Linked DNA regions of Homo sapiens: all the other regions are linked to region 3. Evidence: chromatin loops called from intact Hi-C (ENCODE). Cell type or tissue: endothelial cell of umbilical vein. All regions are shown on one strand. Each heading gives the region's core, and the rest is flanking DNA. Links, peaks and the distances in the headings are about the cores only.

Region 1 (10,606 bases), core at 2,787-7,786, 290 kb after region 3:
AAAAAACAGGTATATACAATATGGAGAGACTTTTGGTTACCTTTAATATATTACCAGTAAATTTCCCTCTCAAGTCATGATTTTGAAAAAAGTTTTGCAATATTTTAAAAGAAGTTTTTAAATAATGTAATATCATTGGAAATAAATTTTCTACTAAGAAAGAACTCTCAATAGTATAATGGACATCTCTGGGAAAATATCACTTGATAGATGGCTAATTTTTAAAGGAACATTGATTCCACAAAAGAGACTCACAGTTGCTTATGTACATTAAAACAAAATAGTAACATAATGGCTACATTTGGTGAGCACACACTATGTATTTTACACATATTCTCTTATTTAATCTTCAAAATAAACTTCTGAAGTGAGTACCAATCACCTCAAGAAAACTGAGGCAAAGTTCTATAAAACCTGCTCAAAGTAACACAGCCAGTAAGTGAGGTAGCCAGAACTTGATCCAGTTCTTCTGGAGCTCAAGGCAAATCCACCATGTCACACAGTCTTCCTCCCCTGCCTCATTCCTGCTCAAAAAACTGGAAGAGAACATTAGTTGCCACACGCATGGTGTCCCCAAGAGAGCCTGTGCTTCCCACAACCCTAGTTATTGGCAAAACCCTCATGAAGCCATGTCCCTCTCCTACCAGAACTGACTGGATAAGGGCTGTGCAGCCAATCCAGAAACCAGAGATGACCTTTGCGTGACCTCACTGGACATTGGAGCGATACAATTCGACTTCCTCTCTGAGAACAGGAGTTAGGCTACCTGGCAGCAGCCAGGAGCTGGGAGCTCACAGTGTGCACAGAGTGGGGCCTGAGGTCACCCAGGCACAGAAACTGTGAGGCAGCAAGCTTCAGAGCAGAGGAAGGGCAGAGGCAGGACACAAAAGCACAGCCTCTGTGGGTGGCCCAGTCCCATTAATGCCAAAGCATGAGAGTAACAATCCCACAGGACCCTGCTTCTGGGGTCCCAGAGATGCCTTTTCTGTCCCAAGATGCCATCTTGTGATTAGTGACTGTGGCCAACTGTTATCACTCCTCCCCATCCCAGACAGCCATCCCCTTCCTCTGTAGTAAAAAACTCATAACATGTCTAGTATGGCAAAGAGCCCAATTAATGAACTTCACTTCTTGACCATCTGGTATTTGGAGGCGGAGAGCCAATTAATTGTGTTTCGGCACAATTCAGCAATGATTTACTATTTCTGATCATTTCTATAAGTTGACAGGGCTCAACTGGGTGGTTCTTGCATCCCACATGGTATCAAGTGGAGTTTGACTGGGACTGGTACACTCAAGATGGCTTCATACACGTGACTTATGCCTCAACTGGGGTACTTGGAATAGCTGGGGACTGGCTAGGCCTCTCTTCACATAGTTGTTCATTATTCAATAGTTTACTCTGGGCCAGCTGTGGTGGCTCACACCTGTAATCCCAGCACTTTGGGAGGCCGAGGTGGGTGGATCACTTGAGCCAAGGAGTTCAAGACCAACCTGGGCAAAATGGCGAAACCCTGTCTCTACAAAAAATTAGCTGAGTATGGTAAAGTGCACCTGTAGTCCCAGCTACTATCGAAGCTGAGGTGGGAGGATCACCTGAGCCTGGGAGGTTGAGGCTGCAGTAAGCTGTGTTCACACCATTGTATTCCAGATATATATATATATATATTCTAGTCTAAGCTTCTTTACATGGCAGCTGGATCCCAAGAGGGTAAACAGAAGCAGCAAAGCCTAGCAAGGCCTTCCAATACATTCTATTGGTCAAAGCAAGTCATAGGGCCAGCCCTGACTAAAGGAGAAGAGAAACAGACTATACCTCTTGACAGGAAAAAATGACTTAAGCCTACAAAAATTATTGGCAGCCATCTTTGCAGACATTCTACCACAAAATTTAAATGGAAGTTGTTAAATTGTATTCAGCTACCTTCTCCCTTTCTTCCTACTTCCTGCCTAGAACATGAGTGTCATGACTAGAACTTCAGCAGTCATCTTGCAACCACCAGGCAGCCTGAAAGATGAGAACTACACACTGAGGATAGCAGAGAAGAAAGAGAGGAGTCCAGGTTCCTGATGAGCTAGGGGAGCTGCCACACCCACCAAGGACTGCCTATTTACAGAGTGTTTACACATTGGAAAAAATATAAAGCTCTACCTTACTTACATAATGATTATTTGGTTTGTCCATCATACAAAACACAGTGGGCACAGGCTAAAATGTGAACAACTAACAGAAGGAATTTCATAGCCCATAATGCAACATTTGCTGATGCGTTGTATTTTTTAAGAATATAACGAGAAGCACATACTCTGATTAAATTGCTAAGTTCCATTACAGTCTTATAAAATATATTACAGCAAGCCTCAAGCTAAAGGCTTATTGGCAAGTACCTTGCCTCTGAGGTACAAGGAATCCGTTCCTGGGGGCTTATGAGAAAATGTTAGGGGGCTCCTTAATAATTCTGTACAAACACTGCTTGAGAAAATACTATTAATGCCTTTCCGCCAAAACTAAGCTTGAGTACTTTTTCTAAACTCCTCACCGTTTAAGAAGAAATAGCATGCAAAGTTCAAATGAGGTCATCATATCCACCCCCTCCTGCCTCCCACCTAGTTTTTTCATTCAGCAATCAATCCCTCCCCAACAATTGAGGTTCAGTTGCTGTGTCTGATTCATGGAAGAATAACCTGTCTTTTCCTCCCCCTTCCAAATTTTTTAAAACACCAAGCAGTATAGGCAAGTTTTTGTTTGTTTGGCTGGTTGGTTGGGTTTTTTTTGAGACGGAGTTTGGCTCTTGTCACCCAGGCTGGAGTGCAACTGCACGATCTCGACTCACTGCAACCTCTGCCTCCCGGGTTCAAGTGATTCTCCTACCTCAGCCTCCCAAGTAGATGGGATTACAGGTATGTGCCACCACGCCCAGTTAATTTTTGTATTTTTAGTAGAGACGGGGTTTCACCATGTTGGCCAGGATGGTCTCAATCTCTTGACCTCGTGATCCACCCGCCTCGGGCTCCCAAAGCGCTGGGATTACAGGCATAAGCCACCGCGCCCGGCCGGCAAGTTTTAAACCACAAGAATAAGATGTCTTTTCACAGGTGTGCAGAGAAGGACCCCAGAACTGGGTAAATTGAGAAGTGGGACACACAGGTTTTGCAGGCCTGACTCGGACACACAGGTGTGAGCCTGCAACAACAAACAGCTCCTCAACCCTCAAGTACAAGAACAGGGGAAAGAGTGGCATTCTATATTTTTTTGAAAACTAGCTGAACTTGGTCTGCTCTTATTTTACCATTTTCATGTATGGTTTTGCAAATGTTTTACTTGACTTTAGCCTATATTTCAAATTATCGGAATGTTTTATATTCCCATCTATTTTAAACTAGTAATTACCTGTCTAAAACAAATGGACACCTTCTTGAAATAAATGTAATTAGATTATTACTGATACACACAGTATTATTGAGACTAAAAGTAAATAATTTACTGCTTGAACCCGGGAGGCGGAGGTTGCAGTGAGCCGAGATCAAGCCACTACCCTCCAGCCTGGGCAACAGAGTGAGGCTCCGTCTCAAAAAAAAAAAAGAGTAAATAACTTACTGTACTGTTTTGCAACACCTTAGCCCTACAGTCTAATCATTTACACAAAGCATTTTTCTAGAGATTCCACTCTGAATGTTCATCATGGCATAGAAACACAACACTTTGCAACTGATCTCCTAATCCAATTAAATGTTTGTATCTTATTTGGTCATTTGCCAAAACTTGTTGACTATGTGCTGCACACGTTTCTATTTCTACCGTGGTAACCTTAAAACACCAAGGATAACCAGCGGATTCTTAATTAATGACCTCCTCTGACTCCAGTGATCTGTCCAGGGTCATGTCCCACAGATGTCAACCAAGACAGCACTCCTGCCAGACCCATCTGGCTTTATTTCCAGGCAATTTCCTTTTTTGACTTCCCATATGTTTGCTTCTTGTCTTTCTGGTCTTTGCTTTCTGTTCCCAGTCTCTCTAACTCACTGTTTCAGCACACACCGACTTTCTCTTAAAACATCCCTAAAGTGATGGCTGTTTCTCATCATTTGTCCACGCAGTTAACTCAGAACTCAGGGACACTGACCCAGGCCTCCACTGGCTTCAAAACAAAGAGTTTGCCCAAGGTCCTCAAGGAAATTATTAATGCTCAGCTCTAATAAAATGACCATGCTCCCACCCCCTTCCCACACACCGTCTCATTAGCAGGGTTTATTTTTATGGGTAGTACTGTGAATCCACTAGGTAGAAGCAGGTCCTCTCGACGATCCCCTGACGACAGCCCTTGCAGACACGGCTATGCCCAGGCCCATCGCCTGGATCCTGAGCGCGTCTGGCTCTCCACGCCAACCCATTCTGCCCGCTGACTGCTTGAGTCCTAAGCCCGACGACCCTGCCCCAGACCCTGGAGACGCTGGACGCTGGCTCACCTGGATCCCACTCAGACCCGGGCGCGGGCTCACCTGGTCCCCCGCGGGCTTGGGCGTACGCTCATCTGGATCCCACTGGGACCCGGGCGCAGCCTCACCTGGTCCCCCGAGTTCCCGGGCGCGGCCACACTGGGTCCCCCTCCTGCTCGCGCCGCCCTGGGCGCCCCGGAGGAAGCTCTGTGCGGCTGCAACCCTGAGTCCCAGGCGGAGCGGTCAGCGGAGAGTTCCAGCCAACTTATTCCGTGCGCCTCGAAAGGGAGGGTTGCTGGGCGTATAGATATTCTATTTCGCGGGGCCTTTGCGCTCCGAGTGGCCCCTCTAGGCCAGTTCCTCCGAACGCTAATCGGGGGCTCCGCGCTCTCCCCTCGCTTCCCTTTGCTTGGGGAATTGGCAGCGGGGCGCAGGGATCCATCGGAAACGCAAAACTACTTTTTCCCCCTGCTGGTCACTGTGAGGAACTGCACGTGGTGGAACTAACCTGTAAGTAAGGATTCCTTCCCTCTAAGGAGAGAAGCTTGGGGTCTTTCCTCCCCCATCAAAGGCTTCGAAAACTCCCCCTTTTATTCCGTTTCTTTTATTTCAACTGTCACATTAAGAGATAGCAACTCATTTTTAGGCTTCAGATTAATGAGAATAAGTAAAATTAAAACATCCCACTAGAGCGTTTAAAATTTTTTTTCTCTTTTTAAATTATGGAAAATTGCAAACGTGAAAGTAGGCAGAAGAGTATAATGAGGTTCCAGCTTTTGGTAACGGTGGACTAATCTTCTTGCAGATAAAAGTTATACAATCTGGCTGGGCTCCGTGGCTTACTCCTGTAATCCCAGCACTTAGGAAGGCCAAGGCAGGCGAATCACTTAAGGTCAAGAGTTTGAGACTAGTCTGGTCAACATGGTGAAACCCCGTCTCTACTAGAAATACCAAACAAGAGAAAAAAATTAGGTGGGCGAGGTGGTGCACCACCTGGGCGACAGAGTAAGACTCTGTCTCAAAAAAAATAAATAAAATAAAATAAAAATTATACAATCTGAGCAAAGCATTTTTAAAATAATGTGTGAAGGTATTAGAGATTGATCAAAAGAAGGCAGAAACTGTAGGAAAACCACCCTTGAAAAATGAATGAAAATTGTTGGGATTTGTGAGTTTATGGCTTTTGACATGAGGGCAACCCCCAATCAGTGAGCAGCTCCAGCTGCAGAGAGCCATCGCTTGATTGACTTGAAGTGGACAGAAAACAGAGTTTGAGACTAGTAGAATTGGAAAATTGGGGCCAGGAGTGGTGGCTCACACTTGTAATCCCAGCACTTTGGGAGGCCGAGGTGGGCAGATCACCTGAGGCCGGGAGTTCGAGACCAGCCTGGCCAACATGGCGAAATCCTGTCTACTAAAAACACAAAAAATTAGCTGGGCATGGTGGCAGATACCTGTAATCCCAGCTACTCGGGAGGCTGAGGCATGAGAATTGCTGGAACCCAGGAGGTGGAGGCTGCAGTGAGCCAAGATAGTGCCACTGCACTCCAGCCTGGGTGACAGAGGGAGACCTTGTCTAAAAAAAAAAAAAAAAAAAAGGAAAATTGGGAAGAGGTAATTCTAGAAGGGAAGAATATATAGAGAAGTATGTGTCATGTTAGTTTTCTCTTGGCGCCATAACAAATTAACCACAGCTTAATAGCTTAAAACAACACAAATTTATTACGTTACACTTCTGGAGGTACAGGGCTCATTGGGCCAAAATCAGGGTGTTGACAGGCTGTGTTCTCTATAGAGGCTGCAGAGGAGAATCGATTTCCTGCTCACTCGGGTAAGACTGAGTTCCCTGATTTCTTGCTGGCCGTGAGGTGAGGGTCATTCCAGCTTCTAGAGGCCCATGCTGCATTCCTTGGCTTGGGACCTCCTTCCTCCATCTTCAAAACCAAAGCCGGGAACTATCAGTCAAGTTCCTCTCACACTTCAAATCTGTCCTCTTCCTCCCATCTCATCTCTCTGACCCAGCCTGGAAAAGTTCTCCCCTTTTAAGGATTTGTGTGATTAGATTGGGCCCACCTAGATTATCCAGGATAGGATAATCTTCCCCATTTTAAGTCAGTAACCTTAATCACATCTGCAAAATCTCTTTTGCCATGTAAGGTAACGTATTCATAGGTGCCAGGGAATAGGACGTGGACATCCTCAGGTAGCCATTAAGCTGCCTACCAGAATCTACCCTCTGATCCCTCAAATATGTCGCAGCTTAACATCAATAACTATATTAAATATAGCCAGGTGTGGTGACCTGTAATCCCAGCACTTTGGGAGGCCGGGGTGGGTGGATCGATTGAGCTCAGGAGTTCAAAACCAGCCTGGCCAACATGGTGAAAACCCGTCTCTACCAAAAATACAAAAAATTAGGCCAGGCACAGTGGCTCATGCCTGTAATCCTAACACTTTGGGAGGCCAAGGCACGTGGATCACTTGAGGCCAGGAGTTCGAGACCAGCCTGGCCAACATGGTGAAACATCATCTCCACTAAAAATACAAAAAGTAGCCGGGCGTGGTGGCACACACCTGTAATCCCAGATGCTCGAGAGGCTGAGGCAGGAGAACCACTTGAACCCAGGAGGGGGAGGTTGCAGTGAGCCAAGATCATGCCACTGCACTCCCACCTGGGGGATAGAGCAAGACTCTGTCTTCAAAATAAATAAATAAAAGGACTATATTAAACATAAATACACTAAACATGCTAATAAAAAGACAGAGATTGTCAGACTGGATTTAAAACAAACCAAAAACAAGACCTGGTTGTATATTATCCACAAAAGATGACTCTTAACTGCAAAAACATAAATAGGTTGAAAGTAAAAGAATAGAAAAGGATACACTGTGTAAAAAGAAAGAATAAGAAACCTGAGGTGGCCAACAAGCATACAAAAAGATAATCAACATCACTAATCATAAAAGAAATGCAAGTCAAAATCACAATGAGATATCACTGCATACCCACAAGAAGCGCCATCATCAAAAGAACAGAAAATAACAAGTGTTGGCAAGGGTGTGGAAAAATTGGAACCCTTGTGCACTGCTGGTGGGAATGTAAAATGCTGCAGCCATTACGGAAAACAGTATAGAGGTTTCTCCAAAAATTGAAAATAGAATTACCACATGACCCAGCAAACCCCACTTCTGGGTATGTATCCAAAAAACGTCAAAGCAGGATCTCAAAGTGATATTTACATATCCATTTGTCCATTGCAGCATTATTCAAAATATGCAAGAGGTGGAAGCAACCCAAATGTCCATCAACAGATCAATGGCTAAAGAAAATGTGGTACACATACAGTGGAATGTTATGTAGCCTTTAAAAAGTAAAAAATCCAGCCGGGCACGGTGACTCATGCCTGTAATCCCAGCACTTTGGGAGGCCAAGGCAGGTGGATGGCCTGAGGTCAGGAGTTTGAGAGCAGCCTGGTCAACACGGCGAAACCTCATCTCCACAAAAAATACAAAAAAAAAATTAGCTGGGCGCGGTGGCGTGCACCTGTAGTCCCAGCAACTCGGGAGGCTGAGGCAGGAGAATCGCAACTCCACTCCAGCATGGGTGATAGAGTGAGACTCTGTCTCAAAAAAAAAAAAAAATAGTAGAAAATCCTGTTGTCACTACACTATGGACGAAACTTGAGAATATTATGCTAAGTGAAATAAGCCAGTCACTAAAGGACAAATACTGTATGATTCCACTCATTTGAAGTATCTAAAGTGGTCAAAAATCATAGAAACAGAAAGTAGAAAGGTGGTTGCCAAAGGCTGGGGGGAGGAGAGGAGGAATTAGTGTTTAACAGGTGTTGAGTTTCATTTTTGCAAGATGAAAAAGTATTAGAGAACTGTTGGACAACAATGTGAATAAACTTAACACTACTGAACTATACAGCTAAAAATGGTTAGTATAATAAATTTAATGTTATGTATTTTTAAAATACAATTTTTTATTCTTAATCTTTGTGAGTAGTGTTATGTGTTTTTAATAATAAAAGAAATCTGAAGTGACTATATGTTTATGCAACTAAAATCAGAGTTTAAAAATAACAAGCAAAATTAGCAGAACTAAAGAGAGAAATAAACAAATCCATACTCGTAATGAAAGATTTTGATACCCTGCTCTTGAAAAGTGATAGAATAACTAGACCAAAAAAAAAAACCCAGTAAATATATACAATATCTTTTAAAAGCACTATAGATCAGGGATTGTTGAATTATGGTATATGAGACAAATCTCAAAAATAAAATTTTAGGCTGGGCGTGGTGGCTCACACCTGTAATCTCAGCACTTTGGGAGGCCAAGGCAGGTGGATCATGAGGTCAGGAGTTTGAGACCAGCCTGAACAACATGGTGAAATGCTGTCTCTACTAAAAATACAAAAATTAGCTGGGTGTGGTGGCACGCACCTGTAATCCCAGCTACTCAGGAGGCTGAGGCAGGAGAATTGCTTGAACCCAGGAGGCGGAGGTTGCAGTGAGCCAAGATCGTGTCACTGCACTCCAGCCTGGGCAAGACAGCAAGACTCCGTCTCAAAAAAAAAATTAGAAAACAGCCACCCCTATTCATTTATGTATTGTCTATGGTTGTTTATAGCAGCTTTTGCAGAATTGAGATGCAAAAGAGATCATATGGCTCACAAAGCTTGAACTGTCTATTATCTGGCCCTTCATGGGAAGAGTTTGCTAAACTCTACTATAGGCCATCTAAACATAATTGACATTTATAGAACACTATACCCAATGATAGCAGAATATACATTCTTTCCAATTGCACATGGTACGTTCACTAAAAGAGACCAAAATTGGCCATAAAATATCTCTCAGTATACTTCAAAAGATTGAAATCTTACAGTGTATGTTCTTTAACCATAAAGGAATTAAAATAGAGATCAATAAATATATCTAGAAAAGCCACAGATATTTAGAAATTAAACTACACACTTCTAAGTAATATATGGGTCAAATAAGATATCTGGGTTAGAAAATATTTCAAACTGAATGATAATAAAAAGTAGCAGACTAAAGTTTAGGTGCTGCAACTATACCAGTGTTTAGAGGTCAATGTGCAGCTTTAAAAATTATATTAGAAAGGGAGAGAGTCTTAAAATCAATGAGCCAAATTCCACTTTAAGAGCCCAGGAAAAGCAGAGCAAACTAAACACAAAGTAAGTAGAAGGAAAGAAAGAATAAAGATCCATGTAGAAATTGATAAAATTGAAAATAGAAAAACAATAGAGAAAATTAACAAAGCAAAAAGCAAGTCTTTTAAAAGATTAATAAAATTGAAGTTTCACACAAGACTAATCAAGAAGAAAAGATACAAAACAAAATTTACCAATAACAGGAATTAGGTATATCATGTTATTATTTGTTTCCTGTCTGTTCCTTTTGCTTTTTATCCCTAATTTTCCCTTTCCAGCATTGTTTTTAGTTAAGTGAGCATTTTTTAGTATTTCATTTTCATTTTCATTTTATTTTATTATTTATAAATTATACATATATAATTTATTTAATTTTATTTAATTTCATTTTAATTTTCTACTGTGATTTTGACTATATCTCTTGGTATAGGTTTTTAAATGCCTTCTCTAGGGATTACAGTATACAGAACAGTGTCACAATCTATCTGGAATCAATATTTTACCACTCCAACTGGAAGGTGGAAATCTTACCACTATGTTAACTCATTCACCCTCCCCTTTTATGTTATGGTATCTACATATTACATCTATATGCATTAAAATCTTATAAGGTAATGCTATAATTTGTGCTTTCAACTGTCAAATATACTTTAAACATCTCAGGAGAAGAATAGTTATTATATTACCAGAATTTTATCATCTGTTACTCTTCCTTCATTCCTGATATTCCAAGTTTCTTTCTGGTATCATTTCCTTTCTATCTGAAAAACTTCCTTTATTAATTGAACAGGTTTACTGGCAACTAACTGCACATGACACATTCACCAAAAATAATTTTCTTTTATCTGAGAATGTCTCCATGTCATCTTCATTCACAAAATATATTTTCACTGGACATAGAATTCTGCATTGACAGTTCTTTTCTTTTAGCACTTTAAAAATGTGTCACTTCTTTCTTGCCTCCATGGTTTCTGATAACAAACACA
Region 2 (10,606 bases), core at 3,083-8,082, 95 kb after region 3:
GGTGTGGTGGCTCACGTCTGTAATCCCAGCATTTTGGGAAGCTGAGGTGGGTGGATGGCTTGAGGTCAGCAGTTCGAAACCAGACTGGCCAACGTGGCAAAACCCCGTCTCTACTAAAAATACAAAAATCAGCCGGGCATGGTGGTGCACGCCTGTAATCCCAGCTACTCGGGAGGCTGAGGCCTGAGAATCACTTGAACCTGGGAGGCAGAGGTGGAGGTTGCAGTGAGCCAAGGTTGTACCATTGCACTCCAGCCTGGGCAACAGAATAAGACTCGTCTCAAAAAAAGAAAAAAGAAAATAAATTATTTTAGGGCTGCTTTTTGTTAAAAGGGAAGGCTTGCTGAGGACTCTGTTGCCCTTACTATCTGCCTAAATAATTTCTTTCTAGCTCCTGTATCAAAATCTCAGTTCATGGGCCTAGGAGTTTCCCTCAGAGGGGGCCCAAGACAACAAACGGTCTGGCCATGAAAAATCTAAAAGACCCCGGCCTTCTGGCAGCATGCGAGGGCTGGTTTAGCCCTACCTAAGACAGGGCATTGCTAGGGCCACCCTGGCCTCTGGGTCCGGAGCTGTGGAAGGAGGGTGGTGGTGGTGAAGGCTGCTGGTGGAATTGTAACCATCCAATGGGTTCTTCCTGCCCACTGCACAGAAAAAACCCATTCACTGAGACCACAGCATTGCAATAAAGAAAGAGTTTAATAGACACGAGGTTGTCCACACCACATGGGACATAGAGTTATTAATCAAATAGATCTCCTTGAAAACTCCAAGGCTAGGGTTTTTAAAAAATAGTTTGGTGGCCCAGGAAGACCATTTCTGGATAGGGCCACAGGACCAGCTTGGTGGGAGTCAGTGGGGGTCAGAGATGCAAAAACCTGAAAAGACATATCAAAAAGCCAATCTTACGTTCTACAATAGTGATGTTATCTGCGGGAGTAATTGTGGGAGTTGCAAATCTTGTGACCTCCGGAATAATGGCTGCAATGGCTAATGTCTACACCTTAGAAGAATTCAGGATCCTCACATCCTCCTAATCTGGTGGCCTTTCATTAGCTTTAGGTTTAGTTTTGGGGAAGGGCTATTATCATTTAAACTATAAATGTCTCCCAAAGTTAGCTTGGCCTATGCCTAGAAATGACTCAGGGCTCTTTGAAGGTTAAAGGCAAGATAGAAGTTGGTTAGATCACATCTCCTTCACTGTCATAGTTTTCTCACTGTTAAAATTTTTGCAAAGGCAATTTCAGGATTAGAGTCCCCCAGCGACACCTCTCTGTCACTTGCAGAGGGTCCCAGGTCCTGCAGAGTCACGAAAACCAGTCTGTGACATGACATGTCCCTTTGCTCAAGGGAGGGCTGCTTGGAGCTGCACACTTGCTGAGTTAAAGAGCAAGGGTGTCCAGGGAAAGTGATGAGGCTGCAGCCCCAGCTCACCTACCCTTCCTGGGCTTCATGTCCACCTCAGAAAGGCCCAGCCTTAAGTTCATCAGCAATAGTTGCATGGCTTGAAAGCACACAGCCTGGGCCAACTTGCACACTGGGCATTGGGGAAGGGACATTGGCTCTGTGATCCCAATTCTCCCATCTCCAGCCCCTCCATTGGCTGCAGAACAGAGTTTCTTTCAGCATCTGGGAGACACTCTGTGGGTCCCGGGGGTTAGACACCCCATTAACCCAGGACAATGTCCTGTCACAGCAGAGCCCTTGCCACCCTCAAGAACACCCTCAGATGACACAGAGTCCTCAAAGCCTGAGCCATGGGCTTGTTAGACATCATGTTCTTGGGCTCCACCCCAGACTCAATGCATCAGAAACTCTGGGGTTGCTTAAGTTTGTGTTAAAGGATACTTTTCAACAAAAAGTAAAATTATGATTCTAAGGCAGTTATAAAATCAATATTGTTAAAGACTTTATTCAACTCATTATTAGTGAGGAAAGTGAGGATAGCAAAGTCACCTGGTGTCCATCAAGCAGACCATCTGGAGGCAAAACTCTTTATTTAAGGAACTCAGAAGTAATTAGACTTTCCTATTTTCTAAAGCCATAATCTGACACCAGGCTTCTTTCTAAAACATGTATAAGTAACTAGGATTTCTAATGCATCTCCGGAATGCATGTATGTTGAAACTCATTGTGCAACACTTGCCGACATCAAGGCACCAAATTACCTACATGGCTAATATGGTCCAAATTACCCTTAAGCTCCCACTTTAAGGTCCATAAATACCCCTAAGGAAAATCCACCTTGGCACGCTCAGTCTTGTCTAGCTGAAGCGCCCTGCTATACTCTGCTGCAGTGTTCTTTCTGTTTAATAAAACTTTCCTCTTCAAACCTATTCTGCTGTCGGTACATTCTTTTCCCATATGTGAGCCAATCACTCTCCACTGCCAGGGCTCTGACAACTTGCCTGGCAGAAACCTATAGGATGTTTCAACATGTTCAAGGGAGAATCCAAAGAATAGACACATTTATATATCAGGAATATTAAAATGAACTTACAAGTGGATCCCAAACTGGTTTCTCCACATTGGCAGGGTCATCCCTTCACCAGAGAGAATTTATTTGCATGTCCATAGGCAAGACTTATTTTGTTTGCTGTCAGTCATTTACAACTTATAGATTTGTAAAACAGCACACAGTGAGATACCCCTACAGGGTGTGATCTAAACAATTCATAGTTTTCCATTAAATCACACATTTTCCCCTCAAGAATCTCCAGCTGAAATGATCCAACAGGATTTGGTCAGTCTGTGGCCTGGCCAGCTGGGGGCCACACCCTGACGGAGGCCCATAGCTCCTGATGAGTGGGAGAGGATGGGGGACGCTTGGAAAGAACCTAGGGTTCCCACAGTGAGGATCAGCATGGCTTTGTATAGCCCATCTCTGAATGCCTCAGAACCCACTAGGAATAAGCAATTTACTGTTATTGAAGTCTGTGAAATAATTCATTCCTAAATAAATTTGCTAGGGAATTGTGGGCTGTAATTACTGACAGACATTGCCAGACATTGAAGGTCTATCAGGCAAAAACCAAACAGAACCGACTAGACTTGTAGGCGGATGCAAGACAGGTGAAGAGGCAGGAGGAGGCTGTGTGGGACACAGCCGGGTGGTTTGCACGCTGTGTCCTCATCCTGCATTATCTTCTTCCAAGGCCCTGGCATAAACGAGCTCCAGGTGTGGAAGACAGAGGATGATGAAGGAGCTGGCTGAGGTGGCCCCTGAATTCAGATCCCCCTCCCCAAGGTGGTTCCTGAGGGGCATGGGGCCTGCTGGAGTTCAGCGGGGCTTCAAAGCAGACAGACCTGGAGTCCCTGTCCTGGCCCTGCCATATCCCCAAGTCAGTGACCCCAGAGTGAGCCTTGCACCCCCTAGGCCCTCATCACATGTGCTAATAGCGTTGGAAATAGTAACTTGAAGCCCCAGCTCTGTCCTGGCTCAAGAGGCACTCAGTTCCCTTCCTCTCACCAGTGTGATGGTACCTCTGAGTTGCCAGAGGAAGACTGGGCAGCCTGGCTCGCTGCAGCCTGCAGGAGGTGGGCAAATGTCAGAAGGTCCTGTTTTGGGGCTCCCCAATATCCAGGATCTCAAAAAAGTCTGGGTGGTGTTTGCTTCACTCTTGAGTGTAGCCTCACCCCTCAGGCCCTGGTTACAGCATGGCCGGCAACTCCTTTGCCTACTATAGTGGATTCTGACCCAGTCTTTCTGCCACCCGCCCCTTCTCCCTCCACTCCACACACAACCCCTGTCAGCTAGACCAGGAACACTGGGATGTAGGGTCTGTGCAGGCAACAAGCTAACAACATGGGGAAAGGTCACATACTTCGTCCTTGGGAATGTTGGCACCTAATGCCCTGGTGGGCAGAGAGCACATTCTTCCTGCAAGTTTGCTGATCAAATGCCCTTAGCAATAAACAAGAAATATGCTCACAGGCTGGCAGGGAAAATGGATGTGAAACAAATCATTGCAAATGACTAAGTAAACAATTGACAACATGATAAGGACCACGAAGGAAAAATCTAGTATTCTATGGGAGCCACGGTCTGAGCTGAGCAGGTGGTGAGAGGTCAGGTAGGCTTCCCTGAGGAAAGAGACTTACACTGAAACCTGAAGGATGAGAAAGAGTTGGCTGGGGGAAGAGCAGAACAAAGAGTTCCAGGTGGAGGGACAACGTGTAGGCCCCGTAGTACAGCTCTGCCATAGCTACTTCTCAGCTTGGATCCTCTCCGTGACTCCCGGGGACGCTGTCCAGCAAAGCCCACTCTCCTTTCCTGAGGCCCCATGCTAAGGCCAAGCCCTTCTGTCAGATTTCTCACCTGCTGCTCTCCTTGCGCACTCAGGACCCAGCCAGATGAACTATTCTTGCCCCCAGAGCCTGTCCTATGTTCTCAGCTTTGTGCTTTGCCTAGTGCTGCTGTTCTCCTGGAAATGCCCTTTTGCCTCCTCTCCACCTGCTAAAATCCTCCCCTTGGTTCCAGTTCTGGATGAGATGGAACAAGCATATCCTGACCTGTCTATCCCACCGAAGGCAGCTGTAACCCTGGGCGGCACGCATGGAGCAGCCATCTGAAGACTCGGAAAAGTAAATAGCAGCAGATGCATTTGGAAGAAAACCAAAGCCTGAAGTATCTCAGCACCAGCAGTGAGTTTACCACTCTTGTTCCTCTGAGATTCCCCTGCCTGGGCTCAAGGCACCCCAAAACGTGGATGTGGATTCGGGTAGGGATCTATCAAGCAGTTTGATTCCAGTCAGTCTCGTCAGAGAATCCTTACCAAGGGCATCCACATCTGTGACACCAGCTGCCCATCAGCGGCCTCGATTTGTTTCCAGTTTGCTGCTCCAAAGAGGGATGTCTGTAACCTTCCAGTCTAGAGTCTTCCCAGCAGCAGAGCAGACGGCCAGGCCATTGGTGCCAGGTAAGAGTTAGTTAACATGTAGCAAATTTCTTTGCGGGAAGCACTGGCGAGGGCATTAGGACTGCAGTGAGTTCTGCCCACTGAGCAGAGTGATCATGTTCACTTATTGTTTTATGGAGATGGTGCTGAGGCTGAACACCTACAGCAGCTTTGCTTTAGGGGGCATGGTTGGTGATAATGTTTCCGCTAAAGGGATTGCTGCCAAGATGCTGCTAAGGAGAGGCCAACTGGCTCTTGAATACTCCATTTCCTTTTAAACGGAGAGATCTCTTAGGCTCTTCTCACTTTTTTAGTCATTGAGTGAGTTGATACACCCCAAAATGGGGATGGCAGGCCAAAGAGTCACAAAGCATCCTCGCGTCAGGCATTCAGTTCCAGCAAGAGCTTGGTCACAGCTGCCTTGGAACAAAAAAAAAGTTTATTTGGCTTCTCTTCCAGCAGGTGGCGCTGTTATACTAGGAACTGCCTCTGAGTAGTCCTGCAGCCATTAAATCTTTAATTAAATTGATTTCTCTTTCTCTTGCTGTGATTCTTTGTCTCTGCTGGGCCACCAGGTATTGTTTAGGTAGGTAAGAGGGGAAGAAAAAATGATACCAGAAGGAAATGTGGAACATTAGAAATGAACAAGAACAGAAATGGCAAATATCTGGATAAGTATAATAGGTTATTCTTCTCTTGTTGAGTTCTTTAAAATATGTAAGACAATTAAAAGCAAAAATTTTTAACACCATTTTAAAAAGTTTCAAAGTATGTAGCTGTAATACATGAGACAATTACAACAAAAAGAGGAGGAAGGTAAGGAGATCCATATGGTGGTAAGATTCTGATATTCCACTTGAAATGGTGAAATATCGATTCTAAATAGACTACAAAAAGTCAAATATGTATATTGTAATCCTTAGAACACTGAAAAATTACACCAAGAGTTAATGCCAAAAACCCACTAGAGGCCGGGAGTGGTGGCTCACACCTGTAATCTCAACACTTTGGGAGGCTGAGGAAGGTGGATCACTTGAGGTCAAGAGTTTGAGACCACCCTGGCCAACATGGTGAAACCCTGTTTCTACTAAAAATACAAAAATTAGCTGGGCATGGTGGTGCATGCCTGTAGTCCCAGCTACTTGGGAGGCTGAAGTGGGAGAATTGCTTGAACCTGGGAGGCAGGGGTTGCAGTGAGCCTAGATTGCACCACTGCACTCCAGCCTGGGTGACAGAGAGAGACTCCATCTCAAAAAAAGAAGAAGAAAAAAAAAACCCAATAACACACACACTAGATAACTTAAACTAGAATACTAAAAAAGAAGTTTAAGTAAACCAAACAAAGGAAAAAAAAAAAGGTGAACTAAAAATACAGAAAAAAGTAGAAAATAAATAATAATTAGAAGACCTGAATCCAAACATATCAATAATTACATTACATGTAAATGACATAAACACACCAATTAAAAGATAGAGATTGACAGAATGAATTTTATAAAAATGACTCAAGTACATGCTCTCTATAAGAAACTCTCCTCAAATATTATAGTATAGGTAGGTTAAAAAGAAAAACTATGGAAAAAAAAAAAAAAACTGCACATTGAAGACCCCAACTGAAACAAAACTACTATGTTAATATCAAAGTAGACTTCAGAACAAAGAAAACTACCAGGGTTAAAAAGGGATATTACATATTGGTAGAAAAGTTAATTCACTGGTACTGGCATAACAACAGACACATAGAACAATAGAACATAATAGAGAACCCAAATATAAATCCACACATTTATAACCAACTCATCTTTGACAAAAGATCCCAGAATATGCAATAGGGAAAGGACAGTCTTTTCAATAAATGGTGCTGAGAAAACTGAACAACTAAATGCAGAAGAATGAAACCAGATCCCTATCTCTCACTATACACAAAAATCAAATCAAAAAGGATTAAAGATTTAAAAGGACTAAAACCTGAAACTATGAAACTACTAGAAGAAAACATTGAGGAAAAGCTCCAGGCAATCAAAGCAAAAATAGACAACGGAGATTACATCAAGTTAAAAAGCTTCTGCACAGCAAATGAAACAAGGTGAACAGGCAACCTACAAAATGGGAAAAAAATATTTGCAAACTGTCCCTCTGCCAAGAGAGTAATAACCAGAATATATAAAGAGTTCAAACAACTCAATAGCATAAAACAAATAATCTGATTTTAAAATGGGTGTCTGGGCACTGTGGCTTACACCTATAATCCTAGCATTTTGGGAGGCCAAGGCGAGAGGATAGCTTGAGCCCAGGAGTTTAAGATCAGCCTAGGCAACATAGTAAGACCCTACCTCTTGAAAAAAAAAAAAAAAAAAGTAGCTGGGTGCAGTGGCATCATGCACCTGTATTCCCAGCTCCTTGGGAAGCTGTAGTGGATCATTTGAGCCCAGAAGGTTGAGGCTGCAGTGAGTAGTGATGATGCCACTGCACTCCAGCCTGGGTGAAAAAAGAACAAGACCCTGTGTCAGTTAAAAAAATATTTTAAAAGAGTAAAAAGTATTAAAAATTTAAAAATAAATAAAAATCGGCAAAAGATCTGAACTGACATTTCTCAAAAGAAGATATACAAATGGCCAACAAGTATATGAAAAAATGTTCAACATCACTAATTATCAGGAAAGTGCAAATCAAAACCACAACGAGGTATTATCTCACCTTGTTTAAAATAGCTTGTACCAAAAAGGCAGGCAATAACAGATGTTGACAAGGATGTGGAGAAAGGGGAACCCTTGTACACTGTTGGTGGGAATGTAAATTAGCACAGCCACTATGGAGATCAGTATAGAGTTTCCTCAAAAAACCAAAAATAGAACTATCACATGATTCAGCAATTCCACTATAGGGTATATATCCAAAAGAAAGGAGGTCAATGTATCAAAGAGATGTCTGCCTTCTAATGTTTATTGCAGCACTATTTACAAAATCCAGAATACAGAATCAACCTAAGTGCCCACTAATGGATGAATGGATAAAGAATATGTACCTATACACAATGGAATATTATTCATCCATAAAAAGAGTGAAATCTTGCCATTTGCAACAACATGGATGGAACTGGAGGCCATTATGTTAAGTGAAATAAGCAAAGCATAGAAAGACAAACACTGCATGTCCTCACTTGTGGGAGCCAAAGAAGAGATCTCATGGAGATGAAGAGTAGATAGGTGGTTACCAGAGGCTGGGGAGGGGGGAGGGGGGAGGGGAGAGGGGAAGGGGGAATGAAGGGGAAAAATAATGTAAATTATTTATCACCACAGAATTTTACACTTAAAATGGTAAAGATGGTGAATTATACATGTATATTTTACCTCAATACACTTTTTTTAAAAAAAAAAGAAAAATCAATTCATCACCAGGAAAGCACAACAATTCTAAATGTATGAGCACTTGAGAATAGAGCTTCAAAATGCAGAAAACAAAAATTGTCAGAATATAAAAGGAGTAGACATGCTGACAATAATACTTGGAGATTGCAACACTCCTTTCTATGTAATATATAGAAATAGTGGCAAGGATAGAATGGAACACTATCAACTAACTTGAATTAAGTCATATTTACAGAACACTACACACTACAACAGCAGACTACACATTCTTTTCAAATGCACATGGAACATTTACAAAGATAGGCCATATTGTGAATAACATATCCAACCTTAAATTTAAAAGCACTGAAATCATACAAAGTATGTTTTCTGACTATAATGGAATTAAACTAGAAATCAATAAGAGAAGGATAACAGGAAAATTTCTAAACAATAAGAAAGCAAACCACACACTTAAAAAAGGGAAATCAGAAAATATATTGAAATGAAAGAAAATAACTATGTAACATATCAAAACTTGTGGGATGTAGCTAAAGTGGGAAGGGAATTTGCTGCATTAAATGATTGTATTACAAAACAAGAAATGTATCAAAACAACAATTTAAGCTTCTGCCATAAGAGACTAGGGAGGAAAAGAGCAAAATAAACCCAAAGTGAACAGGAGGAAGGAAATAATAAACAACAGTGTATTAAGGAAATTGAAGGGGGGGAGGAGCCAAGATGGCCGAATAGGAACAGCTCCGGTCTACAGCTCCCAGCGTGAGCAACGCAGAAGATGGGTGATTTCTGCATTTCCATCTGAGGTACCGGGTTCATCTCACTAGGGAGTGCCAGACAGTGGGCACAGGTCAGTGGGTGCAGCGCACCGTTGCACGAGCCAAAGCAGGGCGAGGCATTGCCTCACTCCGGAAGCGCAAGGGGTCAGGGAGTTCCCTTTCCTAGTCAAAGAAAGGGGTGACAGACGGCACCTGGAAAATCGGGTCACTTCCACCCAAATACTGCGCTTTTCCAACGGGCTTAAATAACGGTGCACCAGGAGATTATATCCCACACCTGGCTCGGAGGGACCTACGCCCACGGAGTCTCGCTGATTGCTAGCATAGCAGTCTGAGATCAAACTGCAAGGCGGCCCCGAGGCTAGGGGAGGGGCGCCCACCATTGCCCAGGCTTGCTTAGGTAAACAAAGCAGTGGGGAAGCTCGAACTGGGTGGAGCCCACCACAGCTCAAGGAGGCCTGCCTGCCTCTGTAGGCTCCACCTCTGGGGGCAGGGCACAGACAAACAAAAAGACAGCGGTAACCTCTGCAGACTTAAATGTCCCTGTCTGACAGCTTTGAAGAGAGCAGTGGTTCTTCCAGAATGCAGCTGGAGATCTGAGAACAGGCAGACTGCCTCCTCAAGTGGGTCCCTGACCCCTGACCCCTGAGCAGCCTAACTGGGAGGCACCCCCAGTAGCGGCAGACTGACACTTCACACGGCCGGGTACTCCTCTGAGACAAAATTTCCAGAGGAACAATCAGACAGCAGCATTCGTGGTTGCCTGATACCCAGGCAAACAGGGTCTGGAGTGGACCTCTAGCAAACTCCAACAGACCTGCAGCTGAGGGTCCTGTCTGTTACAAGGAAAACTAACAAACAGAAAGGACATCCACACCAAAAACCCATCTGTACATCACCATCATCAAAGACCAAAAGTAGATAAAACCACAAAGATGGGGAAAAAATAGAGCAGAAAAACTGGCAACTCTAAAAAGCAGAGCACCTCTCCTCCTCCAAAGGAACGCAGCTCCTCACCAGCAATGGAACAAAGCTGGACAAAGAATGACTTTGACGAGTTGAGAGAAGGCTTCAGACAATCAAACTACAAGCTACAGGAGGAAGTTCAAACCAAAGGCAAAGAAGTTAAAAACTTTGAAAAAAATTTAGACGAATGTATAACTAGAATAACCAATACAGAGAAGTGCTTAAAGGAGCTGATGGAGCTGAAAGCCAAGGCTCGAGAACTACGTGAAGAATGCAGAAGCCTCATGAGCTGATGCAATCAACTGGAAGAAAGGGTATCAGTGATGGAAGATCAAATGAATGAAATGAAGCGAGAAGGGAAGTTTAGAGAAAAAAGAATAAAAAGAAATGAACAAAGCCTCCAAGAAATATGGGACTATGTAAAAAGACCAAATCTACGTCTGATTGGTGTACCTGAAAGTGATGGGGAGAATGGAACCAAGTTGGAAAACACTCTGCAGGATATTATCCAGGAGAACTTCCCCAATCTAGCAAGGCAGGCCAACATTCAGATTCAGGATACTCCTTGAGAAGAACAACTCCAAGACACATAATTGTC
Region 3 (10,606 bases), core at 2,374-7,373:
TCTTTTCTGTACCTGAGGCTGTGCATGGTATGTGTAGAGTTGGAAGACACAGACTCCCTGTTGGAGAGCCCCTCCTGGAGGGTCACTGAAGGAAGAGAAGGCTTCCCAGGAAGTCAGAGTGGAATGAAAAGCCCCAAGGAGTAGGTCATAGAAGCCCAGCCAAGGGTGGCATTTGCTCAGAGGTTTTACCTAAAATAAAGTGTTTCTGATAGTTTGGTATGGGGCTTCTTGTGACCCTGGCAAGTGTCATTTCAGGGAATGGTAACTGTGGAAGTCAGTGGATTCTGGATTCAATATACTGGAGAAACAGTAGGGATGTGGCTGTTCTTTAGGAAGCTTCAGCATGAAGGGAAGCATGTAGTATACGGTAGTTACAAGAGAGAAATGGAGCCGAAGTTGGTTTTCTATGTATTTATTATTATTTATGTATGTTCAGGAAGAGGTTTAAACTATAGGGGAAAGGAGGAATACTTGAAAGAACAAATTCTCAGCAGATGAGACAGTGGGGTATCAGAAACGTGAAAAGGATTCTCCTCAAAGAGCATCCACAGGTTATTATAGTTTTGACAACCACTAGTGGCATAAGTTTCAAAGAAAAAGACTGGGTTTTGTACAAAAGTACAAGCTAAAGGAGCAAAAGTCTGAAAGTAACGGAGGTATGAGATGGCCTCCTTGCCTCTGGAGGAAAGGAGAACGAATCATTCTCCCAGAAACAGTTGTGAGGTTAAATGGACTCTGGAGGAGAGCTAGACTTCAGTTAAGTCTGTAGATGGAGCCTGTGTATTGTGGAGACCAGACAGTGGAGAGGCTTTACAACAGCCTGGGGGTGTCAGGGTGTTCAGGGGACAGACTGAGAAGGACCTCCAAGCGTGAGGGAAGGGCTGAGCCGTAGGCTGGAGGGGAAGTACATAGCTAAGGGGAGATAATCTTTGAGGTCCCTGGTAGTCTTAAGGGAAGAAATGATTAGGGGAAGAGCACAGTTGATGCTAATAAGCAACAGTTTGAAAAATCTGCTTTGATATGAAGTTTCAGTGCAGTAGGTGCTGAGAGGTCTTAAGTCTTTTCAGAGCCCAGAGGTTGTTAAGGTTCTGCTAGTGACAAATTTCTGTGGTGCATTTGAAGAGATGTTTACTAAAGAGGATCAGGGAGAGGGAATGGGTAATGGCACCAAGGATGCCAACTTTCTAGTGGAATTAGCATGTACATTATGTGACCTCAAAGTTTCTCTTTTTTTTTTTTTTTTTAAAGACAGAGTCTTACTCTGTCACCCAGGCTGGAGTGCAATGGCGTGATCTCAGCTCACTGCAACCTCCGTCTCCTGGGTTCAAGCGATTCTCCTGTCCCAGCCTCCCGAGTTGCTGGGATTACAGGCACCCGCCACCATGCCCAGCTAATTTTTGTATTTTTAGTAGAGACGGAGTTTCACCATGTTGACCAGGCTGGTCTCAAACTCCTGACCTCAGGTGATCTGCCTGTTTCAGCCTCCCAAAGTGCTGGGATTACAGGAGTGAGCTGCTGTGCCTGGCATCAAAGTCTCTCTTAATAGAACACATAGGGCCTCCTGGATCTTTGTTTTAAAACAAACAACCAAAACAAAACAACAAAAAGCATTGAGCAGTATTACACTCCAGAGTGACTTTTTCATATTGGAAGTACCTAATTTCTGAACGTTCTGCTTTACAGCTCTGATTTCGGTGAAATTTAGCAAATTTTACTGTCTCTGCTGTGAAAAAAGTTTTCCTAGGTTTGAATAGAATGGATTGATGTCATTGTGATAATGCTGAAGACTTCCTGTAACATTGTTGTTGATATGCTGTACTTAAGAGTTTTCTAAGATTCTTCTATTTACTTGTTACTTGCCTGCTTCAAGGAATAGTGAGTCTTTGGTGACTCCAGAGGGGTTTGTTTTTTCTGAGTCGTTCTCTTAAGTCTATACTTGTATTTTATACCTGAGGCTATCTGAAAATAGCAGAGTTCTGCTGCTGCTAGAGTTAGATTGGGCTCCCTTGAAAGAATACGGGTAGTGGGGGTTATGGCCTAGGAATATTTTTACACTCTTCTGCTTTCCAGAATTAGCCCATTTATCCACTTTATGGATTTGGGTGTTATATAGAGTGTTCAGTATTTTTAAAGATGCAGTTTCAAGTAGTAATTGATTCTTCATGTCAGTACTGCATTTTCAGATCATTAAAATATTAATGATTTAACTTTTCATGTACTTATGCTGGAATTATTTCAACTGTTGAACATTAGGAAGCCTTGGAGAACATGGTTTATGGAAAAAACTTACAATGATAAAAAACTTTAAAATATTACTAGTAAAGGCTATAATAACTTTATAACAAATTTTTAAGTGTTGATTTTTATATATGCAGCGCAGGTAAATTGAACATGAAATTGGAAATTGACAAGGATGTTGAAGTAGCAGAAAGTTACCAGTGAGTTAAGGTATAGATGATATTTTGATGTTTAAAAAATCAGATAGTGTACTGCATTTTATTGCATCTTACATACCTTTGTTTATAGAATATTCTGTATACCACCGTAAAAGTGATAACATTCCAGTTACCATTGTGAGCCACATTCCAATTTCAGAAATGTTAAAATATAGTAGGAAACATTTTGAAATAGTGAATATAGTGCATAAGGACAGTAAAAATGTTAATTGTGTAGTAAGATCAGAAAATAGTTTGGGAGAAATGATTTTAGCCTTTTATTAGTATATTTACCCCAAAAAGAAGTCATATAACTTTAGTCTACTTTCCTGAGAGAAACACACATAAGAAATTTGAAAAATATCCTTAAAGTGTATTCAAAGGCATGCCAGTGGTTTGTGTATGTTAATCTTATTTGGGGGCTTTCAGAGTGAACCTGTAGTTTTCTTGGTAATTACCTTTTCTAAAACATGATACTTATCTACAGTGTCATGTAAATGAAACTTAACTGAAGTATATAATAAAATATGTTTGTTCTCACATAATACTTTGGAATAACACCTTTGTCCCTCCCTTGTCAAAGTGATTTGATTCTTAGAAATGAGCTGCATGTAGAATTTTATGCAAAGATATTTTCTTTAGTTCATGAAATGACATCCAAACTCATTTCAGTTTCTTTCTAATAAAATTTTCACAGAACCTACTTTTAATACACATAGAAGACTGGCAGTAGAGAACATGGAAAGTTTATACTTACCATCTTTTTAGTTGCTTTCTAATGCTATAAATGCATTAATAGTAACATATATTCACTAACCACATGCATTTCATCCAAACTCGTTTGCCAAGAAAATTAGTTTAATAGTCCATTTAATTCTGTAGGATATTGTATTTTCTTATTAATAATTAGAGTATTGTGGTGCATTCTCTAAATCATTCAGTAGACATGTAACTTTTGATTAATGATAATTTTAAATGTGGCTCTGAAATTTCATATGTAACAGTAGGTTAGAGTACATAATGCAGGCACTATGTTAGATTTTCAGATTAATAAATATCAGGTGATGAAATGTGCAAAATAGTGCATCAGCAGGATTGTATATGCTGTACATTTTTGCCTGATTCTTTAAGATCTCAAAACCAACTTTAAGCTTCTGGTTATATAATTTCATGTGTAATAAGCAATTAAGTTTATATTTTGTAGTATTTATAGTAATAATTTCTCCAGTCCTCCTTAATGCCCCCCTCCACCATGGAAATTCTCAAACAGAAACAAAAGTAGAGAGAATAGAAAATCATGGCTGGGAGCGGTGGCTCACACCTGTAATCCCAGCACTTTGGGAGGCCAAGGTGGGCAGATCACCTGAGGTCAGAAGTTCAAGACCAGCCTGGCCAACATGGTGAAACCCCATTTCTACTGAAAATACAAAAATTAGCCAGATATGGTGGCGCGTGTCTGTAATACCAGCTACTGGAGAGGCTGAGACAGGACAATTCGCTTGAATCTGGGAGACAAAGGTTGCAGTGAGCCAAGATTGCACCACTGCACTCTAGTTTGGGTGACAGAGCGAGACTCTGTCTTAAAAAAAAAAATCAAAAAAAAAAAATTAAACTCTCATGTATCCATCATCTGGCTTCAAGAGTTGTCAACTCATGGCTAGTTTTGTGGCATGGATACCTCTTTCTCTTTGTCTCCCTCAGACCTGTTTTGTTTGTTGTTGAAGAAGAAATTGAGGTATTTCTCTTTTCCAGTTTCCTGCAGTCTGGATTTGCATCCCTTTAATGGTGCATGCCATGTCCCTTTGTCCCGTATATTTCCTGTAAATTAGGTCTAGAGGCTTGATCAGGTTGAGGATCTTTTTCCCCCTAGTAAAAACACAGATGGTATATGTATATGTTAATACTCTTCATTTAAAAACTGAGCAGCATGAAAACGTTTCTATTTTGATTTTTCTATAAAGCATTTTATACTAAAATAGAGCATGGGTAACAGAAGGATATTTATAATCAGGGCCACTAGATGTCTCCCACCTACTCTTTATGTTATCTGTGCCATCCACAAAAGATTTTTGTCACCTTCAGAACTCTGCCGGTTCCTTTTGACCACTGATGTACCAATCTCAAAATCTGTTGGTTGTTCTTTACTTTCAGAGACTGGCAAGTAGAAATGACTATACGAGTTTAACAGTATTTGATTTTTAAAGCTTTAAAGGCTGATTTTATATGGAGTATTACACTTCTGTACTTATAGTTTTTACTACACTTGTTGATGATTTTTGTCATTGAGAATTTTTAAAAACTCTACCAACTCTCATATTTAAGGAGCTTACTTACTGGGCAAACATTAGGCAGGACTTGTTTTTAAAAACTATGTTACTTGAGTTTCCTATAATTTTTAAAGTAATTTTCTACTATTTTAATGTTCCACATAAAATCCCAATTTATCCTGAGAACAGGGGAAAACTAATGCACACTTTTTTCATCATCATTTTCTGAAATCTATTTTTAAATTCTGGACGTGGTTGAGGACACAGTGAATAGTTTCATATCCTGCAGCTCTGGTATTGGTAGGTGGCTTTGTACCACTGGCTGAAACAATCACCCTAAAGTCAGCTTTACCAGCTCGTCCTGTTCTTGTACAGATGAAGCCTGACTGAAGAGAGATGGCTTTTCTGCTGCCTTGATGCCACTATTTTTTGTTTAGAAATGTTTTGAGGATGCCTAAAAAACAATCTACAAGAGAATAAAACTTTAGATTTTAAAATAAGTAATGCATAAAATATATTTTCATCCCATTTTTGACCTCACCTCATTCTTTAGCCATCCCTTATAGATGAGAAGTTTAACATAGCACCTTCCAAATTTAATATATCCCAGAACCTGTTTTTCTTGGACATTTATTAACGTCTCAAAAACATAAGGAAGAAAGTTTGGGAAGTGCTGATCAGGCACATTGCTCTTTTTATGTCTGTATCAAGAGATAACATTACTTTTGATGAGAATTCTTGTTCTAATGGGAGGGGTACATAAGACAGGTTTGACAATCATTATAATGAGAGATAGCAATTGGTTAGAGACATAAGAACCCTGAATGAAATAATGTGATAGTCAAGACTAGTAAATAACCACTATAGAGAGATTCAGAAAAGCTACAGGGAAGAGAAGCCATTTTAGTTGGGCATGGGAAGGCAAATAGGGATTTGGTGTTGCAGCGATGGAAGCCGTGAGGGGATGTGAGCAAAGGCATGGAAGCAGGAGAATGTGAGGCACGTTGGAAGGAAGGCAGTGGGTGGCTGTTTGACTGCAAGATGAAGTACTGTGGGATGGGAGGAAAAGGTCTAGCAGGTGATAGTTTTGGAAAATTAGGTTCAATTCCCCATTACAGAGGTTGGACTCTAGGAGGCCATAAGAATAACAATGAAGGCTGCACTTTAAGGAGATCAGTGTGGCAGTAGTTTTTGAGTTGGGAGCCAACACCATGCAGTGACTCAGGTGAGTGGGGCAAGGTGACGAAGTCTTGAGTCAGGACACTGGTGTGGAGGTAGAGGACAAGACAGCCCCTTGAAAGGGTTAACAGCCTAGGAGAGGGTGGGCTCAGAAAGGGTTCTGGTTGTTGAGGGCACAGTTCAAACACAAATGTTATTAAATAGAATCATGAATCAATCAATTGCTATGAAATTAATGTTAGTTAAGTTTCTTCCTATTCTTAGTTCTAGAGCCAGTACAAAAGCCTCATGAAGGTCCTGGAGAAATGGGGAAACCAGTCGTCATTCCTAAAGAGGATCAAGAAAAGATGAAAGAGATGTTTAAAATCAATCAGTTCAATTTAATGGCAAGTGAGATGATTGCACTCAACAGATCTTTACCAGATGTTAGGTTAGAAGGGTAAGTACTTACTGTGGTCCTGATAGTATGTGAATGAAAAGTATATTCTGAATTTTCAGTAAATTGCACTTGAGTGCTGATTGTTCTTAAGGCAAATGTTATATCACTATGTTACTACTTACCCCACTTAGAAAATAATTAAATGCTGATAGAAATAATATCTCAAGCTTCTACTGATTATTAGCACTATGTATTTCAGGCATTGGAAGATAATTATTTATCTTAATGGATTAGAAGGGGATTTTAAACTTTATTATTACCAAAATACTCACATACTCAACTTTTTACAAAAAGATTTAAGTTGTATGTAACTTGAAACAGTGAAATACACAGTCGTAAGTATACAGCTCACTGAATTTTTTGCTATGTATACACCTGTGTAACCATCAGCCAAATCAAGACATAGAATGATCCCATCACCCCTGAAAGTCTCCTTATGTTTTTTGTAGTCATTACTTACATCCCCAGAGGCAGCCGTTATATTGACCTCTCTAAACATAGATTAGTTTTGTCTCTTTTTGAACTTTTTATGATGGATCCACACCATTTTTTGTGCCTTTAAGATTCATATTGTTGCATGTATCAGAATTTTATTCTTTTCTACTGCAAATAGTGATTTGTAATATGAATATGCCATTGTTTATTTATACATTGATAGACCTTTGGATTATTTCTACTTTTTGACCCCTATAAATAAAGCTATTGTGACATTCTTGTTCATGTCTTTTGGAGGACTTAAGTGCCCATTACCGTATGCTATGTACTAGAGAAAGGAATAGGTTATGCATTTATATAGCATTAGCATGTGCTACCAAATATTTTCCCAAAATGTTTATACCAATTTACACTCCTATCAGCAATATATTAGTTAGATGTCTAGTTGCTCCATAAGAAGAAGGTAATACAAGGTACTAGAGTACCATAGGCCCAGTTAAAAGCAAGCAAACTATACAGAAAATAGGTAGAGTAAGTGAACATGTACATTCTGTGCTGAGGCCCCCTAAACTCCTTGCTCTCATTGATGCTGGCAGCCAAGCTTGCCTCCTCCAGAGAAGAGACTGGAAGATCTTTCTCATCAGAATTGGATAGGCCTAGAGAGAAGGGTAAGTACCTAGTGTGGTCCTGATAGTATATGAATGAAAAGTATGTGCTGAATTTCCAACAAATTGCACTTTAGTGCTGATTGACTTGGGAAAGTTTCCAACTTAATGGCACAGCCTGATCACCCTTATGGAAACTCATAGTCATTGAGTCCTACTCATGTGTTTAGGCCTCATATTCAGCCTCTTGGTCTTCCATTCTTAATAACAAATAGGTAAGCAAGGAATACTAGACATCTCAGGAAACCCTCAACAAACAGAGAAAAGCAACTTTGAGGAAACAAAAACTATTAAGGTAGAACACATAAAGAGAAATAACTAATAACCTCAACAAAATAGAGAATATATTACAACCATAAAATGAGAATAGGATATTATTCAAAAGATACACTGAGAGAACCAGAAAGAGCTTTTGAAAATAAAGAAAAATGCACCAAAGAGATGGACAACAGTAAAATTATATGAACATTGAAATAACAATCAAGAAATCCAATATTTTAATAATAGGAGTCTCAAAAAGAATTTTAAAAATAGGGAAGAGAAAATTTATCCACAAAATTTTCCATAACTGAACTGCACAAATTTTCAAATTGAAAGAGCCCACCAACTTTTTGGGACAATAGATGAAAATAGACTGTACTCCAAGACATTGTGACTTTCAGAACACTGAGGATTTCAACCCCCAGGGGGGAAAAAAGACCTTTTACAGGTTTCTTAAGAGGCGAAAGAAGGTCACAATCAAAAGGTTATTAATCAGAATGCCTTCAGACTTCTCAGCAACTCTAGAAACAAAGGAGCAAAATTCTAAAGGAAAATAATTTCCAATCTAAAATCTTATATTCAGCCAAACTTGCAATAAAGTGCACAGGTTAAATAAGGATATTTTTGGACATGCAAGATCTCAAAACATTGAACTCCCAAGCATCCATTCTCAGGAAGTTACTAGAGATAGGACGCTACCATTTAAAACCTTGGTTTTAAATAAACCAAGGACAAGAGAGACATAGAATGTAAAAAACAGGAGATTCAGCTTGTGTAAGAAATGGTGAGAATGACCAGAAGGTGATGAAGGGAGAGCCTGAGTGAGAGTTGCACAGGCAGAGGCGACCAGCCCAGATGGAGCCAGTGAGAAAATTCCAGAAGAGACTTCAAAAAGATACCATTGAAGTTACACCTGATATGGCTGAATGTCTAGAGTAGATTTAGACAATTGATAGGAAGTTTGGGATTGAAATACATAGAAAACCATAGTAAGAAAAAAATTAAATGAGCATTACCTTCAGGGAAAACTTTAAAAAAATTGTTCAGAGAAAACAAAAGTAATCATAGTTTACTACTACATGGCTTAGCCATGAATAAGTCATAATAAGGTAACTGTTGAATATTGTGCATGTAAAAATTAAACCAAGGAGATGAAGAGTATCTCTTTATCTGGCAAGTTGATTAAGTGGAGATCAGTCAAGAGAAGCTTAATTTGTAAAGATTTTTCACAAACCATTTGCTTTCCTGAAAATTTAAACATTGTTGAAGAAAACTATAGACTCTCCACAGTCTACAGTTAAAATGATGCCTGTATTATAAACAACCTTACATTTACTTCAAGAGCCTCAATCAACTATTATTGTTTCTGGTAGAATTGTTTTTGTCATTTTAATAACCCCCCTAAGTATATCACCACTCTTAACACATTTTATTAAATATTTATGTCTTTTTGTCTTTATGTGGTTTTTGAAGATACTTTTATTAATGAGTGCCTTTTAAGTGCATTGTAAGTCACCAGTTTTTGGACATTGAACAGCTTTATGATATTAGGAATAGTGTTGAAATGGTGTGATACAAATGCTTGTGCACCAAGTTTCACACTTGAAGACTCTTCAGACTTGACGAAGTCCACTTTTGTGAAAGCTGCCAATACACAGTCCTTCTGGCCAACTGCTGGGTCTCTGTGGGACTGGGCTGCCTAGGAGGTAGCGCAGAGTCACTACTACCACTGAGTAGCCTTTTTATATCTTCACTCTATCTCTGGACTGATAACCTTTTTTAAAAAAAAAAAGTTTTAGAAGACTTTTTATTATGGAAAATTTCAAATGTATACAAAAATAGAGATAATAATGTAATGAACCCTCTTGTATTTACCACCCAGCTTCAACAATTCCTAACAGTTTTGTCTTACGAATTCTTATACCCTCTGAGATGTCCGTCAACAATCTTTGCCTCCTGGTATTGACACCTCTTTGTAGTCTCCATCTTGCACTAAGATTGGTCTGTGTGAGCAATAGAACATGGTGCAAGTAAAATGGAGTATCTCCTTCAATATTATGTTATCAAATATGCTGTGGCTTTCATGTTGGTCTTTTACTCTTGCTGTGATCATTTGCTCTGGGATAAGCCCCTGGACACAATAGGTGCAGCCCTATGTCGACACCCGTGTGGTTTATGGCTTTTTGTGAACAACCAAAGAAGTAAGATTAGAAGCATATTCTCCAGCCCCAAGCAAAGACAAAACATTTCTAAATATTTCAATATGTAGCTCTGAAAGATAAGGACTCATAGAAAAGAAAAATAAAAATGATTATACCATTTTCACCCCTAAAAATAACATAAACAATGATACTTTCATATCATAAAATACCCAGTTAATATTCCAACTTCCCTAGTTATGACATATATATTTCTTTTTTTATAGCGTAGGTGTCAGGATCAAAATTGCAGCTGGTGGATATTCTCTTAAGTCTCTTTTAGTCTGTAGGTTCCTTCTCTGTTTTTTTTCCTTACAGTTTATTATTTGAAGAATCCAGGTAGAATGCCTTACATCTTTTCTCAGCCTACATTTTGCTGACTGCATCACTGTGGTGTCATTTGAACATGTTCTTCAGTTCCCTGTCCTGTGAATTGGTAGTTAGACCTAAAGGCATATCGTACCAATATCCTTAAAGTCAAGTAAATTGTGTGGTTGTGGTATTAAAGGTGTGAGATCTGGCCCATAATATGCATTGTTATTATGGACAGGTTCATTACATGTTTCATTTGTCTACTTTCCCTTTTTGTAGCTCCTGTTAGCTAGGCATTAAGTGCACTAAGGAAGAAAATATGTTATCAAAGTTGATGATGTGAATGCTGCATATCAAAACTTGTGAAATGTAGCTAATTCCATGCTTAGGTGATAATATATACCTTTAAATGCAT

The links. A loop is a pair of places that touch in the nucleus more often than their neighbours do. Peaks named below come from ENCODE experiments on the same cell type or tissue, not always from the same donor. Only the 100,000 strongest peaks of a DNase experiment are listed, where the experiment ranks them.
Region 1: it touches region 3 in a loop (8-fold over the local background); 6 of 110 quality-filtered maps call a loop at or near these places.
Region 2: it touches region 3 in a loop (12-fold over the local background); 5 of 110 quality-filtered maps call a loop at or near these places.

What each region holds. Positions count from the first base shown.
Region 1 is chr18:35,945,667-35,956,272 of GRCh38, forward strand. It overlaps LOC105372066 (a long non-coding RNA gene), which reads right to left. Exons shown (of 4, transcript NR_188032.1): 3 at 7,012-7,133; 4 at 6,137-6,371. Among named protein-coding and RNA genes, the nearest start is that of MIR3929, 17 kb to the left of the region's middle. In endothelial cell of umbilical vein, for the core only: a CTCF peak has its summit at 4,916 (motif pointing left); a DNase peak (open chromatin) is centred at 4,865; H3K4me3 peaks cover 578 bases.
Region 2 is chr18:35,751,338-35,761,943 of GRCh38, forward strand. No RefSeq gene overlaps it. Among named protein-coding and RNA genes, the nearest start is that of MIR187, 150 kb to the right of the region's middle. RefSeq lists an enhancer at 5,208-5,502. In endothelial cell of umbilical vein, for the core only: a CTCF peak has its summit at 5,364 (motif pointing right); a DNase peak (open chromatin) is centred at 5,364; H3K27me3 peaks cover 287 bases.
Region 3 is chr18:35,657,483-35,668,088 of GRCh38, forward strand. It overlaps GALNT1 (polypeptide N-acetylgalactosaminyltransferase 1), which reads left to right. Exons shown (of 12, transcript NM_020474.4): 3 at 6,146-6,320. It overlaps LOC105372065 (a long non-coding RNA gene), which reads right to left. Exons shown (of 2, transcript XR_935378.4): 2 at 9,141-9,455. Among named protein-coding and RNA genes, the nearest start is that of MIR3975, 71 kb to the left of the region's middle. In endothelial cell of umbilical vein, for the core only: no CTCF peak of the experiment used is centred there; a DNase peak (open chromatin) is centred at 4,479.